Linked DNA regions of Homo sapiens: region 1 is linked to region 2. Evidence: read pairs that join two places in POLR2A ChIA-PET (ENCODE). Cell type or tissue: PC-9. All regions are shown on one strand.

Region 1 (8,000 bases), 150 kb after region 2:
GTTCCTCATCTACGTTTTTAAATCATTTATAACCATTCATCTGTATATGAGTATATTTTTAAGGGGTGTAAAAAGAGTTGACACTCAGGCCGGGTGTGGTGGCTCATGCCTGTAACCCCAGCACTTTGGGAGGCCAAGGCGGGCGGATCACGAGGTCAGGAGTTCAAGACCAGCTTGGCCAACATGGTGAAACTCCGTCTCCACTAAAAATACAAAAAAAAAAAAAAAAAAATTAGCCAAGCATGGTGGCACATGCTTGTAATCCCAGCTACTCGGGAGGCTGAGGGAGGAGAATCGCTTGAATCCTGGAGGCAGAGGTTGCAGTGAGCTGAGATCGCACCATTGCACTGCAGCCTGGGCGACAGGGTGAGACTCCACCTCAGAAAACAAAAAAAAAAAAGGAAAAGAAAAAGAGTTGACACTCACTTTTGCTCTTTTGTGTTGGTTCTTTCAGATGAAAAGAACAAATAGTCATCTTAAAGAGTCTGTAAAAGGGTATCTAAAGACATCTGCTCTTATGTATTAATGGGTTATAAGAAAATTTTTAGCAAAATTGCATTAGAGACTACTAACATGTCACGCTAGTCACCATTGTTATGTAAGTGACACAAATTCTGATTAACTCAAGAGCGAAGCCATCCTATAAATAAATTTATAGGAATAGCACTTTGTCCAAATGCAACTTTGAAACCTGAAGTTTGCTCCTAGGTAATTAAAACCAGAATACCTAAAATATCCATTTAATCGAGGAACTATAAACTGTCAGGACAAATAACTGCAATACAATAAAGGAACACTGCAATAAGTAAATAAGTGAATGATTAAATGAAATGTTTCAAGTAATGAATATACCTAATTCTGTAATGACATTGGACATGAGAAAAATGAAATTATTAATTATTGAAACACCTTTAAGTGGAATTAACTTCTAGAACTTTTTTCTCATTATTATAAAAACAAGAATAATTTATTGCTTATACTTGTATTACTAGCTGTTTAGTATACTCTGAAAATAGTGATGGTTCAAGCTTGACTTACACTTAGTTTTTAGAAGTCTATTTAATTAAGATTATTGTTATATCAAGGCTGAAGATAATTTGAAAATGGCAGGGCTGACCTTGATATTTCAATTCTAGCCAGTTTGATAGCCCTGAAGTTATTATGAAAATTTGTCTGCAGTTCATGTCTTCAAGGTTGGTGTAACACAGATGAGGCCCACATTTTTATTTAAAAGACATATACAGGAATTAAACTATGCAGCAGAAGACACAGATGGAAATAGTGTTTTACAGCAAAAAACTCTGATGACATTCGTCTGTGTGTGTGTTTGTGTCTGTGTGAATAATTATCCAGAGAGCTGCTTCTATAATACGGTGACCTCACACGTGAGGACCTACGGTGTTCACATAATAACTGTGGTCACTGAAGGTGGATGCTATTCTAACTTAAGTACTGGCATGCTTTCAGTTCTGTTCCAAGAAGCCATCCATCTGCACTTCACTTGGCTCACAGTTCCACAGAGAACAAACAGAAGGATAAACTGCAAGTTTAGTTCAGTGGCAGGAGGAAGGAGACCTGATTTGCCCAAGGCATCACCTGATTTGGCCAAAGTTCCAAAGATGATGGGAGAAACTTTTGGGTAACTACCCACATTTTTTTCTGTGAGACTTTCTTCCCCACAATTCCCTGAAAATTAGTCTTTCAAAAAAAATCTTCAGATTCTTATCCTTTAATGGTTAGATCCCACCTTGTCCTCTTTCCTGGCCTTTCTAAGCATGCACCAGCCCACAGCTGGTTAATCTTTGCTCATTCTCCAGAGTGGCATTGTCCAATAGAAATATGTGAGCCATGTATATAATTTTCAGTTTTCTAATAGCTACATTTTTACCAAGAAATTAAAAATGCTGGTGATATTAATTTTATATTTAATTCAGCATATCCAAAATACGACCTCCTGGGTTCAAGTGATTCTCCCACCTCAGCTTCCTGAGTAGCTGGAACTACAGCTGCGCTACCATGCCCAGCTAATTTTTTTTTTTATCTTTAGGAGATGAGGTTTTGCCGTGTTGCCCAGGCTGGTCTCAAACTCCTGAGCTCAAGCGGTCCTCCTTCCTTGGCCTCCAAAAGTGCTGGGATTACAGGTGTGAGCCACCACGCCTTGCCATTTTCCGTTATTTATATCCAAACCCTTCATCCATTCCTGCATTCCCTGGCTAGGTTCTTAATTAATATAGGCTGCTAAATGAATGAATGATCCATTTTCATTGGCTCTATTGTTTTAATCTTTTAAAGTTTACATGGATGTTATTAAAGACTTATAATTTGTTTTATACCAAAATATACCAGAATTATTTTTCTAGTGTAGTCATATTTATAGCTTTATGAAAAACAGCAGAGGCAAAGCAGTCAACCATAGTTAGGAGATGAGATTTGTAATCCATATTTTACTGACAACTTTCTGTGTGACCTGGAGGTGATCATTTAACTTCTCTGGTCCTCCCATTCTTCTCATCTCTAAAATGCTGTGGGATTAGATTACTTCTAATGTCCTTTCTCATTTTCTGATTGTATCATTTATTTTTGAACAAAAGTTTTTTTTTATTTTGACAGATCATATTATATAAGAATAATAGCTCTCTCATTCTGACCTTCACATACAAACTTTTGATCATTTTATGTTACTTCTCTAATCCATATTCTGTATTTCATTTTCAAAAATTTAGATTCTTATCCCTGAAGATGATGCATTATTTCTGTATTCTTAGCCCGTAGGATAATAAAGCAGCAATAAATGTTTAATGAATTTTTACTTACATTAAAAACTATTAGTAACAGTTTGCTTCTTGGAGACAAGCCTTTTTCAGCAGGTGGTGAATGTTTCAGCTGTCTTTTTCCTTACTAAAGAAGGATTCTGAGTAGGTTTCACCCTCAAAATCTAGATATTATATATTTTTTGTTATTCACCTTTGTGTTTCCTGCAGCCAAAACTGTTTTTCCTGCCTTGCTCTTCTGATCATGTTATTTCCATGCTCAAGACTCTCTAGTGCCCTAAGAATAAATTTGAGGCTCCTTAGCTTGCCATTAAATGGGCTGCCCACCCTCCACACCTGCCTCAGGCACTCATTTCTCAAATCCCCTGCTCCTGCTCCTGCTCATCTGGCCCCAGATTGCCTCTCCTCTTTTCCAGTCATCTGATTCATTCCTATCCTTTAAGGTCTATCAGAGTGAGGTTTGAGCCCTATCTTCACCCCAGTCCATAATTTAGCAACCTTTGCTAAGGTAACCTTTATTCTTATTTGCCATTATCAAACACAAATACTTACACCAATAGAGTTCAGACTACTTCTTCAACTAAATTGTAATGTTCCAATGACAGGTTAATCATTTACTCTACTGGATGTTTACTATGTGTTGAATTCTCAGCCAAGCCTCACGAATAAAAAGAGCAAACATGCAGACAAATAGTTATAATATAGTTCCAATAAGTACAGAATTTGGAATATGTACAAGATATCTTGATGGACCAGAGAAGGGAGTAGACAACTGTTCCTGAGGGAAATCTGGGAAGGGTTCATGGAGCTGGTGAGTCCTAAGCTGGGAGTCATTTCAGGCAGTGAGAGGTACACAAATAAAGCGTAAGTGCTCAAGAGCTTGAAGTGTTTCTTGTGGCTCCCTGTGGTTGTGCTTTAGAGCAATATAGCATAGTGGTTGAATGTGTAGACTGGATCAGACTGCCAGGGTTTAAATCTTGGCTCTGTCGCTCACTAGCTCTATCACCTTGGGCAAGCTACTTCAGTTAGGCTTCAGTTTTCTCAAATGGAAAATGGGGATGATGCTGATGTTGATGATCATAATTGTTTTTTATCTCCAAGAGAAGGTGGGGGGGAGAGAAAAAGAGAGAGAGATGGGAAAGGGGGATTAAATGAGTTAGGTAAAGAATGTAGAATAGCAAGTACTTAACAAATGTTAATTATATCTCTTACTACTGATTCTCACAGTGTTGTGTACATAGGAGGTACCCAATGAATATTTACTGAATATTGAAGATTTTCACTACGCAATCAGTTAATATATTCACACGCTTTGCTATTACTGCATACATTTTCTAATGATATCTCTTAGTGATATGCTACTTTTTTGAGGATATAGGAGGGGTGTATGTGTGTGTATCAGTGATATGTGCCAGATTCATATTGGCTCACTAGGGGAAATTTTCCAATTCTGAGATCAATGACCTAAATCTCCTTGTCTACTATGATTTCCAGCTGTCCAGATTTCCCATATAGCATGCCCTAGGCAATGTTTGCAGATTTGTTGCATGGAGAATCAGTACACAGTGCACCTTGTAGTTTTACATTTTTCATGTAGGACTCAGTTTCTTTTCTAAAGAAATTTTTGTGAAATTAATAACAGGATGCCATGAAGCTTTCCTAAGTCCTTTGAACTTAAATCATTTGATATTATTTGAAATTGCCATTCATATAATGAACAGCATTTTTTCTCAGAGTTATGCAATGCCTACTGCTTCACAAATTATAAACTACGAATATTTTTACTTAACATATAACAGGTCCCTTATCTTAAAATTCATAGCATTTTTGCTTTGAATGGAGATCATTGCCAAGTTTTTGTTAGGCACCTTTTCTTTACAGAGCTTGTCCTTTATTATTAATGTCACAGTAGTTTTTCAGAACAAATTGCATTAAAGATACGGAAAAACAAAGGCTACCTTTTATACATACATTGGTTTATTGAAGCAATAATTGAATAATAAATAGGATGATATTATAGGGCCAAAATTTTACTACTAGTTATATGACAGGTTTTTCTGTTATAGCTATATTTTTGAAGCATTTTAAAATAAAATAATTAGGGTTATTCCTAAAGATTAAAATTCAGAGTCTACTAGAATAGTAATGAAAATCATTATAATTGTACTTTCACAAACATGTGCCAGACCTTTTAAGCTTGGTGCCTAAATAGGCTTCGACAACACTTTTTCATGTACTCCTACCAAATATCTTGGGGATAGGTAGGGAAGCTGTTCCACTGATTTTACAGATGGGCAGACTGAATCATAGAGCAGTTAAATGATTTGCCCAGGGTAATGTAGTAATTAGATATCTGTATCTGTCTGTGCTCTTTTCATTAGTTTATTCTGCAGCTCAAAATGTTTGTTCCTATAAGCATGCATATTATTTGTACATTAATAATGCATTTTCTATTTCTATAAAAGAAGAGAGAATAGCAGATAAAGCTCCAAATAGAGAAGACACATATTTTAGTAAGGTAGCTTTAGCATCTAGTTCTTTTTTATATATATAACATATCACTAAAAATGTATCCTCTTCGAGTGTAGGGACACATTTTGCTTTACTTAACAGCATTCATTTAAGAAAAATGCTAGTTTCATTTCAAGTCAGTTACTTTAAAAAATAATTATGTTAAAAGATATTTTAGCCCTTGTCAGTCTGTAATTCAAACCTTAAGAATGAAGCTCTTTTTTTAGTTAATTTAAAAAATACCCTCTCTTTAAATACTTTCATCCTGAACAAAAAAGACCTTTCTTTTGGGATTCCTTCTCTGCATGGCAGAGTTCCTTACAACAAAATGCTCGAAGAAAATAGGAGGTACTTCAGATACTTCTTATATAACTGATGTTTGAAAATGTTAGACTGATTGATGTATAAAAGTGAATTTTCCATAATGGGATTTTAAGTCATGAAGAATGAGGAGAATTGCCTGATTATTAGTTTAAAGGTAGCTAATTCAATGCATGCTGTAATACATTTTAAAAGCTCTGCATTGCAAATACTGAATGATGTAAAATACAAAATACACATCTTTTTATTTCCAAAGAAGATTAGAAAACAATAAAATATTAGAAACTGAAATTTTTAATTTTTTAATGGCCTTTTTAATGGGTAAACAATTTAGTAATAAAAAATATTAATGGTTATGAAGATAATAATTTTAAAGTGACTGCTGATAGCTTGGGTTACAAATAGCCTTATCCTTAAGACCTTATCTCTTTATAATTTAAGTGCTTTTACATATTTTGCCTCATTTACTTTTAAAGCTTCATGATACAGTGATTTGTGTGGGTGGCACAGTTCTTACTACGTAAGTAGTGAAACATAGCCATAGGTTAAATGATTTACTCTTAATTTTATGCTGACTTTTTCAGGCAATTTCTGAGGCTTTATGTTGCCTGTATTCTGAGCAACGAATGATTGAAAACAGCGAGGAATTCTGGAGATAGACATCGGAACACCTCTTCTTAGAAGATCACATTATTCAGAATCCTTAATGATTCTTACCTTTTGAATGACAGATTTTTAGTGGACATAAAAACTGCTAATGAAAGTAGGATGGTTAGAACTGTTGACATTTTACGTGAAGGCATTGCAACTGGGCAAAACATATTCAAAACATCAGGTAGTATTTTGTTCACTGTGCACCGAAGGCAGATGACTTCATTAACTGGTGACAATTTTACCAATCCTGGAAGCTTTGATCTTGAGGGGAAACGATCCTGCATAGTAGACAAGTTTATTGGCAATAGATGACCTGGTAGTAAACAGTGGAGTTCACAGCTGAAACTGCACCCTGTGCCCGCCCTTTCCCAACATGCTGTGATGCATTTTGAGCTCTTCCATTTTAGCTTCCATTATCCACCACCCAAGTTCTCAATTCAATTTCAGACTCGGGCAAAAGCCTGTAATTCTATTTGTTTTGGGTAAATTTAGCAAGCTGCTCCTGATTACACCTTAGCCAGAGACCATCTGTTGACTGGCGTGCCTCTCTGAGGAGTGGTTCCTGTAGGCAATGAATGGGAAGAGGGTTGGAGTGCTGCTGCTATTAGTAAGCAGATGCACCGTATCAGAGATAGTCCTTCCCGCCTTTCAATCTGCCAGCTCTCTGTATTGATGGAGTGTCGTATGCCTGCGAGTCGTTCCATCCTGAGGCAATGAGAAGTGCTCTCCTAGGGTCCATTTATCAAGTGCTTCTACTGGCATTTGATGGAAAGGAATTTAGAAGTCATAGTTTGATACACTTCGAGCACGGCCACGTTCTCCTTTGCACGTCCTGAGTATGTATGTATGTGTGTGTATATATCAACCCCATGTACATGCTTTTCAGCAGTTATGTGCTGTCAAAAGCCCCACAGATGAAACAACAAGATACAGCTGTGCTTCGTAATGTAATGAGTAAACCGCCACAGCAATTGTGTCAGGATCACAATTCTTTAAGGCACTGCTTCCTAAAATGATTGCCGGTTCATTTGCATCAGATAGGGAAGATGTGCTAGATAAATTCAGAATGTCGAGGAACAGTTTGATGTTGACTGTGGCATGATGAGGGATCTTTCTAAATGATGATACTGTTAGCTCGTGGCTAAGACGAGACTGGTCTAAACACAACAGAGACGGCAGTTTCCTGTTGCAGTGAGTCATGAGAGGAAATGGATAAAATGAACATAAATTAACTGCATTTCGTTTTCTAAGAGTTGGAGAGGGAAGGGAAGGAGGCAGTGGATGGCCAGTGTGCCTGAAAACTGGAATTAGATCGGTGAACTGAGAGGATTGGTTTCTGCCCTACGTTGGGTGAAGAGGGGCAGTCCTCATTGCTAACAGCCGCAGGTTGGTGTAATTAACTAACTTCCGTAGGCAATGCCCGGTGTACATCTTGAAAACCCATCAGATGGGGTATTTCTCACTGACATCAGCTTTTAAAGGGAGGAGGGCTCATAGTTGTATCACAGCTGCAGTACTTTTCTTTAAGGCAAGAAACAGTTTAAATCAGAGAAAATTTCACAGGATTCTAGATCGACTACTTTTTTCATCTAGTTCTATTATTTTGACCTTATGGCCGTTTTTTGTTTGTTTAATGGCGTGAATTAAAGTGTGACATTTCTGTCCATCTTTTCACGTACAAAATCAGCATTCGTTAATTCAGGTTATGAAAATAATTGCTGCTTCAACAAAGTGAGGCTTAAA
Region 2 (8,000 bases):
TCTGAATATAATTTTCAAACAGTAAACCATATAGTTCAATGAAAACATTATTTTAAAATATTGAAAACTCTTATTTAGGCTAGCTAGTTGCTGAGAGACAGTAGTGTACCACAGTGATGGTTAGCTCAGCTTTCATTCAGGTAGAATTCTATCATTTTCAATAAGGAAAAATAAACCTTTGTCATCTTTAGAAACATCCTTCATACAATTGACAGTTGACAGGTTGAAGAAAATGTTACTGTCAGGTCTTATTTTCCACTCAAGTGAGGAATAAAAATACGTTTGAATGATTTTTAAAAATCTATTTTAAAATTATTTCAAGATGGATAAAATGCTCTTAATTTTTATATGCATATCAGAATTGATCTTCCAGTTGCTTTAGGGAGGGTCAGCAAAGTGTAGCTCAAGGAGAGATCGTCTAACAGTAAAGTTCCTATGATTTTTACTTTTAAAAAGTCAAGTACAGTTGATTTGATTGTAATAGGATATTGCTGCAAGTTTTATGATTGGATTCTTAGGAGATATAAGATATAAATATTCTTTCTATTATAGCTTATCAAGTGACCTGATTTTCATGACTGATGATCACGATTCTGGTGTGAACTAAAAGTGGGAGTTTTGGCATATGCTCTGGACAGTCATATATGTTAGCAAATATGTATATGCCTTGGACAATCATGTTGTTAGTACACATTGATTAGACCTGTTTTAAAAATCGCTTTGCTATTAATGATTTAAAATAACCACGCAGTATAATATATGGATTACCATGTTGGAAACACATGAATACCTACTTAGAGATTAGAAAAAATATGATTAAGTGCTTATTTCCTGATTTAGAAAAGCTTGTTTTTTGGCTTTCAGTTAAATCAGCGTGTTTTTTTTCCCCCCTAGAAGCAGCCATCTTGTTTTAAGACCGATTTTATTTCTTTCGTGAAATTGGTTCGGAAATGAATATGGACGATAGAAAAGGACTAAACCACTTTATGATCATTTTGGCAGGGCTCTCTACATTTAAAGCGCTATCTTATTTGCGAACTTACTAAAATGCTATCTTCTTATATTTAGTTGACAGAAAAGGATGTTTTAACTTAGTAATAATATGCTTAAACCCAGGCATATTATATATTAATGTTAAATGTTGGGCTGTACCATGTTTCCATACATATTTTTTTCTCGAAGCTTATACTTTATGGCTAACTTCAAAGTGATATATTAATAGCCCCTATTGTCACCTCCACCCTCAAATCCTGATTTCATTTTTCTGACTATGCTAAGTAGTTCTTTTTATTTGTTGGTTGCCTTTTTTTTTTTTTTTTAATTACTCAAGTCTACCCGGAATCTTTCTCCCGCAAAAGGTACTGATAAGAGTATAGGTACCTCTAAATATGAAGCAGTTGGGGTTAAGATGCGTTATATTAAGTCAGAGCCTTTTTGTCTCTGAAATATAGGCTCTTCCTATCACATTAGAACAAATCTTTCTTGTGGGTTCTCATAGATTATTTTACAAGTAAATTCATATTTGTTACTAAAAATTATGAGAGTATATCAACTGACTGCTATATTTTCTGTCATGTTTTGTATTTCTGGATACATTTGGAAAACCAAGTGACCTAATAAACTTTACTAAAAATTTATACTATACTGCTTACTACTGCATGTGTTTGATGATGGCTGGGAACATTATTCTCATGTACTGCAGTAAAAGCAGAGCTTCCGTAAGATTAATTTCAAAAGTAACCTGACTTAGCCTGATTAAGCTGGGCACAGTGAAATATTACTTATGTCACTTATGAAAAACTGCTTCAGTTCATTAGAGGTAGGATTTTGGGTGGTTGTAGATGTAGTGTAAAGGCAATAAATGCATGTTTTAATAACAGATACATGTATCGCGGTTAAAGTTCAGGTACGAGTTGACCATTTTTGCGCAGAAAACTTTCCTCTGATATCTAGCATCTGTTTTTCTTTGGCTAGTGAGAAGACTAAAATAACTTGAATGTTCAAAGTGACCTTTTGTTTTTAAATGAACTAACAAATACCTTTTGTTTTTTTTCTTGCTGTTTCCAAGCTGTCAGAGTTTCCATTTTAAAATTTATTAATTATTTATATATGTAAAAACTATAATTAAGAATTAGCTCTTGCCTCTTTCCCTGGAAATTATAAAAGTAAATGAAAGTATTTTTATATGAAACAGGCAGTGTTGTGGTTTGAATTAAATGAGGTTATGGCATAGTTAGGTTGGATAATTATAGTGCAAATTGTTATCTAGGTTGTGATGATGACAGACATGATACTTGATGTTTTATATTTTGTAGATGTCAGTGGGATATACAACTTTGTTACATTTACTGAACTCAATAATGTATAGACAACTTCACGTGCTTACATTTTTAATAGTTTTTAATTTTATGGAGACAAATGAGAATGGGGGGAAAAGGAAAAAATAATTCTAAGTATGGGAAATTATCTTTTGTGTCTAACAATTAGGTTAAACAAAGTGGGAGCAAATGAGCCTAGTTCCCCTTCTATTGTTTCAGGGCAAGAAAATACAGACAGATGTCGGAATGTGGAAGCGGTGACCTCTGACTTGCACAGCATGGCCACTGCCCTGGCACACAAGTGTCCTGAGCCACCATCGTAGCAGGATGCGTTTTTGAAGTGACTGACACTTTGAGATGGAGATCTTGAAACTGATTCTGTAGCTATTTGCAGACCTCCAAAGTATCAGTCTTTTTAGTTTTCATTTTAAGTTTCTCACCTTACCATTTATGAAAATGTTTCTTTGGCTCAGACAGAGCTTTTGTGGCTTCCGGATGGCTTCTCTGTCCATATAGTCGCTATAAATCTTTGCCTCCCAATAATTTTATTCAACATGTTGGGATAATGGAGGCTAAGGGAAGCTCAGATGTATGGTTCTGCTGCAGCAAAGTGTTTGCCTGCTTTATTTAGCTAATACTTTTTTTTTCTTCTTCTTCTTCTTCTTTTTTTTTTTTTTAACAGACAGATGAAAGCAGTGGTTTTGTTAAAGGCCTTTTCTTTTAGCCTCTGCTCTGCAATCTCGCCAGTAACCCCTGGGTTCAGACAGACCATTAATGTTTTAGATACTGTGGCATTCAGTGCTTTCTTCATATATTTGTTTACTGTTACTGCTTCAATAAACTTTTACGCCTATTTCAGTAGTTTTCTGGCGGGAGCTCCGTTTATTAAAATTTAGTGACCCAGCACTAAGAGGGGTACAGTTCAAATAGTGGTGCTTCTGACAGGGTTTTGTGTCAAACTAGAGAAAATAATGGGGAAACGAAAGCTGCCAAAATGTGTCTCCCAATTACTAATTAATAAGGAGAGAAGGGACCTCAGTGATAGATCTGGTGTCTGCCATTGCAGCAACTTGGGATACTTTATTTTAAATACTGTATAAAACAAATTAAACATCAGAGAATGTAGCACCCAGGTATTTTGTATCACAAGTGATAATTTTTTTAAAGTCTGTGAAAAGCCAGGCAAAAAACAAAATTTGAAATGAAATCTTTGTACTCTTTACCTATAGTATCAAAATATAAAGCTATTCTAAAGAGTATTTCCCTGATTAATAAGCAATTCCTTTATTCTTATTAATATTTTAGTTACAGACATGATAGTGTTCTTCTTGGTTTCAGTATGGGTGTAGCATTGTATACATACTTTATTGTCAACAAAGATTCAAGGAAACATTTTAAAATTTTCCCACCATATGCTTGTCATTAATATTTTGAAAATTACTGTAATTGAAGAACAGAACCTCCCCCACTTGCCAAATATATATATATATATATATATATATATATATATATATATATATATATATATATGTTTTTGCCATCTCAGAGGTTCCAGTCTTTTTCTGGCAGTGTTCCCACTGTGGTTGCTAGAACCATAATTAAATGCCTGTTATTAGTGTATTTTTTCCATAGCATTTACAGCATCAAAAGCAAAGGGTCTTGTATGGAACTATAGCTATCAAGGGAACAATGAAAACTAATTACACACTTTGACATCACCATAGTCAACTATACTCTTGGGAAGACAACATGACAGAGGTGGTGTGTGTTGAGGGGGTGGGTATATGTATACACGATATTCCATAAGAATATGTACACCTAAGGTCAGACATACCTATTGGTTTACCTTCATCCTCTGTTCTCTGAAGGAAAAAAAATGTAGAAAGGACTATTAATTTAGTTAATTAAAATGAAAAAATGCAGTTCTTTGTTAGGAAGGGTCTCCCTATTTTAGCGTTCTTCCTTTGTAATATGAACTGAGAGAACCAGCAATATCTGTGAGTCTGAATATCTCGTTATTTTGAATATTATTTTGGCATGGTCTTGTTATCAATACATATATTAACATATCTGACTATTATCATTACGTCTTTTGCAAATTATTTTTTTTTTACTTAGCTCTAGATTTTTCATTGACATCTGGTTATTTGAGAGCTAATCACTTCATTTATTATGTAAATCTCTCTATTGCTATTTTTCTCTTTTGATGGCTTTTAGCCATTTTATTGTCTCTGGGCCTGTAGACCTATGGAAGATTTGAGAAAGAAAAGGAAACTAAAAAAAAAAAAAAAAAAAGGAAAACCCAAAAAACTCAAACTTTTAGCAGCTTGGATAGAAGATTTGGTAAGGGAAGACCTTAAAGCTATTGAATAACATGAAGTTTTGGAATCAATTTTGGATTTCAGTCATCCACGCCATCCCTGTTCTCTGGTACCACATAGAATCAGAACTTGGTCCTATATAATGTTTTCCATTACTATTTTCATTCCTAGGGTGAGCACTCTTAGCTGTATCTAAAACCAAAGCCAAATAGATGAATTCAGCAATTACATGTTGACTTGAACTTATTTTTCCAAAGTTTTCACACTGAAGAAATTCTATATTCCTATATTGAATATCTAAAAGTTATCATTGATAAACTATTGAGTGATATTTGCAGAACACTGGGAGACATACAGTGGATTCAGGGATAAGATAACATTTGCACCTGTAAGGAACTTAAGACCATTGTGCAGATATAATAATTTTATACATATAATTATATTACAGAGTATAAAATAGTACCATAAATGTGCACATGTAGATTTATTTGACAGATATTTATGTCAGGTGTCCACTGTGGGCCAGGTACTGTTCTCAGTACTGGAGATACTGCAGTAAACAGCATATATACAGCATCCCTGTCATCATGAAGCATTCGGTTAGTAATTTCTAGGTCACTGTTTCTCACACTGTAAGGTGAACACAGACCTGGAGATTTCGTTGAAATGCAGATTTTAATTTAGTGGGTCTGGGCTACATAGGGCCCTGACAGTCTGCATTTCTAACAAGCTCCCAGATGACATTGATGCTGCTGGCCCATGAACCGTGGTTTGCACAGCAAGGTTCTAGATAAAATTAAGTGGGAGAGAGATGACTTCTGGCTCTTCTTCAAGGACTCTTGGTTGTATTTGCGCTGAACTTTTCATAGAGTTCTGCAGTTTCTAAAATGGCTCCGTATTTATGTGAAGGAAAATTATTTGCCATTTAAGAAGCCCAGAATGCCTAATGTTCCTTTCTAACCACTTTCCTTCAAAACTCAGACAAATAAAACAGATTTTTACATTGAAGTTTATGCTTCATTGAAAATACACCACTAACAAAGGTAATGGGACAGGGATTTCATTATAAGATTTGGTCTCTGTAGACAAATTCCACTGGAATAAAAATACTACCTTGGTCCAAAAAGTTTAAGGAGGATCCTGTCATAAATGTCTAAAGATATTAAGCAAACCCTCCCAAGATGTATTTTATGTGGCAATGCCAGAATTACACCGCAGAAACAGATTTTTAACACTTTCCAACTTAAATCCGTATGGTTAAATTAACCCCAAATGTTCTTTTTACATTAACATAAAAGATGACTAACAGTTTTTCTACTTTCAATGTCTGGGTTTCTTGTGGGTGGCTTTCAGGAGCCTGTAATTTCAATGGAGTTATAAAAGACTTGGGACAAAATGCGTTCTTTCTGTAAAGTTCTATGATTCTAGTAGTCTTAGTGAGAAACTTTTGCTCCTGTAGAGTCTAGGTAATATAAGATCTGCAAATATGCTTCTGCTTTCCTCACAGCGTATGTATTATTTGCTTTTTCAAAGCAAATCTTTGTATTAACAAGTAAGGAATGGAACTAGTTAAATTCAGAAGATTACTCTGCGTTTTTTGTTTTTTGTTTTTACTGATCTTCACTCTGTGTATATAAATACAATATTACTAATCTAAATGAACTTTCAAGTCTTTGAAAGCATCAGTTAAGTAGACTGACTTAATTGAAATGTACCTCTATGGAATGATTATTTTTAAAAGAGATAAAACGGTTTGTACTTTAAGTCAGGTGTATTTTTATGAAAGGAAACAGATGAACAGGACAGTGACCACTTAAGTATAATTTTATTTTAAAAAGAAATTTTTACCAACAATTTTTGATAGTTAATTTTAAAACAGAAGCAAATATTTTTCTTTTTAAATCCTCAATGGCTTTAATTAGAACATTGGGTACTATTTCATAATAACTATGAATATTATTAAGAATAGTAAATCAAGACAGTACTGTTTTCTTTGTAAGTTTATGTTTATGTTCACTGTGGTGTAAACGAGGGTTCTCAAACAGTGAATTTGGGGGTGACAAGCACTTAGCGTTTCCAGTTTTATGATTCTCATAGATCCTGAAATGCTAGAACCTTCTGTGACTCTGTGTGAACTTAAGTGGCTCCTAAAAAAGAACTATGCTATATGCTTCAAAGATTGTTAAATTTAGGAATAGGAATGGATTTGTTGAAAATAGAGTTGATATACCTAAGATTTGTGTTTTAGATGAAGTAGAAGATGCTCAGTAGTTCTTAATACTGTTTTTCACCTCCATTTTTAAAAAAAGAAAATAAGCACATTAAATTGTTTTTATTTAACTCAAAGTTATTAACAGTGACTTGTCATCATATTAATAGGTTGTAACCAAGTTCTTCCATATACTAATATATGTTCCTATACAGATTTAACTGCGTATAGTAAAAACATTGTGTTTATGTACTTTTTTGTTTTGAATTTTTACAGTAGCAACTATTACAGATCAAACTTTAAATTTGTTTGGGTGTTGGATAGGCAAGGACTCAGAAAGTAAGATATTAAAAAACCTATATCAGATTAGATTTGTCACTTGTCTGTTAAAATTTTTTGGTTTTATTTCAGAGCTAATTAAATTTCAGCTCTATTTGAGTTGTAAGTATGCCATTTATAGTGGTGAATCTAAGCCTCAGTTTCTTCACCCTAATAAATAAATGGGTATAATAAAAATATCTCCCTCAGACTTGTGAAAATTTAAAGGAATGTGTATATGTGGCAGGACTTTAAAAACTGATATAAAACTTGTAAAAAGAATAAAGTCAATCATACTTCAATAAATTGGGGGGGAAATAGAGATTTAAGGGGAGTTACCTCACTTTGAACCTCACTTTATATATATTCTTGTGAATCTCACTTTATATATATTCTGGTAAGTTGCATAGAAAATACATTCTTACAAATAAAACTTATTTTAAAAGCATCACAGAAGAGTTGAATTTTTAAAAGGTAGACCAAATTGTATCATTTTGTAATATATGTTGTTCCTGAGAGATGATTTGTACATTTACATTGGGTTTTATTTAAAGGAATTTACATTTTAGGTTTTATCTTGTGATTTCTAAAAGAGTAATAATGTGTAAAGACTGACTCTTGAGAGGCAAGTCTTCCAGGACCTTCTTCCCGGGAAAGGGATTTTGAATCTCCTTTGTAAAATTGGCCAGGTTTATTTTTAATGTCCTCCCTTCTCCTCTCAGTTTGTCTCTGCTATATTGTTTCTTCTTTGACTTCTAAAACCCTGATATTCTACTTTGGACTTCATAGTTATAATGAGATATCTCCATCTCAAAGGAGAAATTAATGAATACC

What was found. ChIA-PET counts read pairs that join two places held together with the same protein. Peaks named below come from ENCODE experiments on the same cell type or tissue, not always from the same donor. Only the 100,000 strongest peaks of a DNase experiment are listed, where the experiment ranks them.
Region 1: POLR2A ChIA-PET joins it to region 2 with 18 read pairs; 6 of 35 experiments call an interaction of 5 or more read pairs at or near these places.

Annotation. Positions count from the first base shown.
Region 1 is chr5:107,501,718-107,509,717 of GRCh38, reverse strand. All of the region lies in intron 1 of EFNA5 (ephrin A5), which reads left to right. Among named protein-coding and RNA genes, the nearest start is that of EFNA5, 170 kb to the left of the region's middle. In PC-9, no CTCF peak of the experiment used is centred here; no DNase peak of the experiment used is centred here; H3K27ac peaks cover 849 bases.
Region 2 is chr5:107,656,110-107,664,109 of GRCh38, reverse strand. All of the region lies in intron 1 of EFNA5 (ephrin A5), which reads left to right. Among named protein-coding and RNA genes, the nearest start is that of EFNA5, 11 kb to the left of the region's middle. In PC-9, no CTCF peak of the experiment used is centred here; no DNase peak of the experiment used is centred here; H3K27ac peaks cover 277 bases.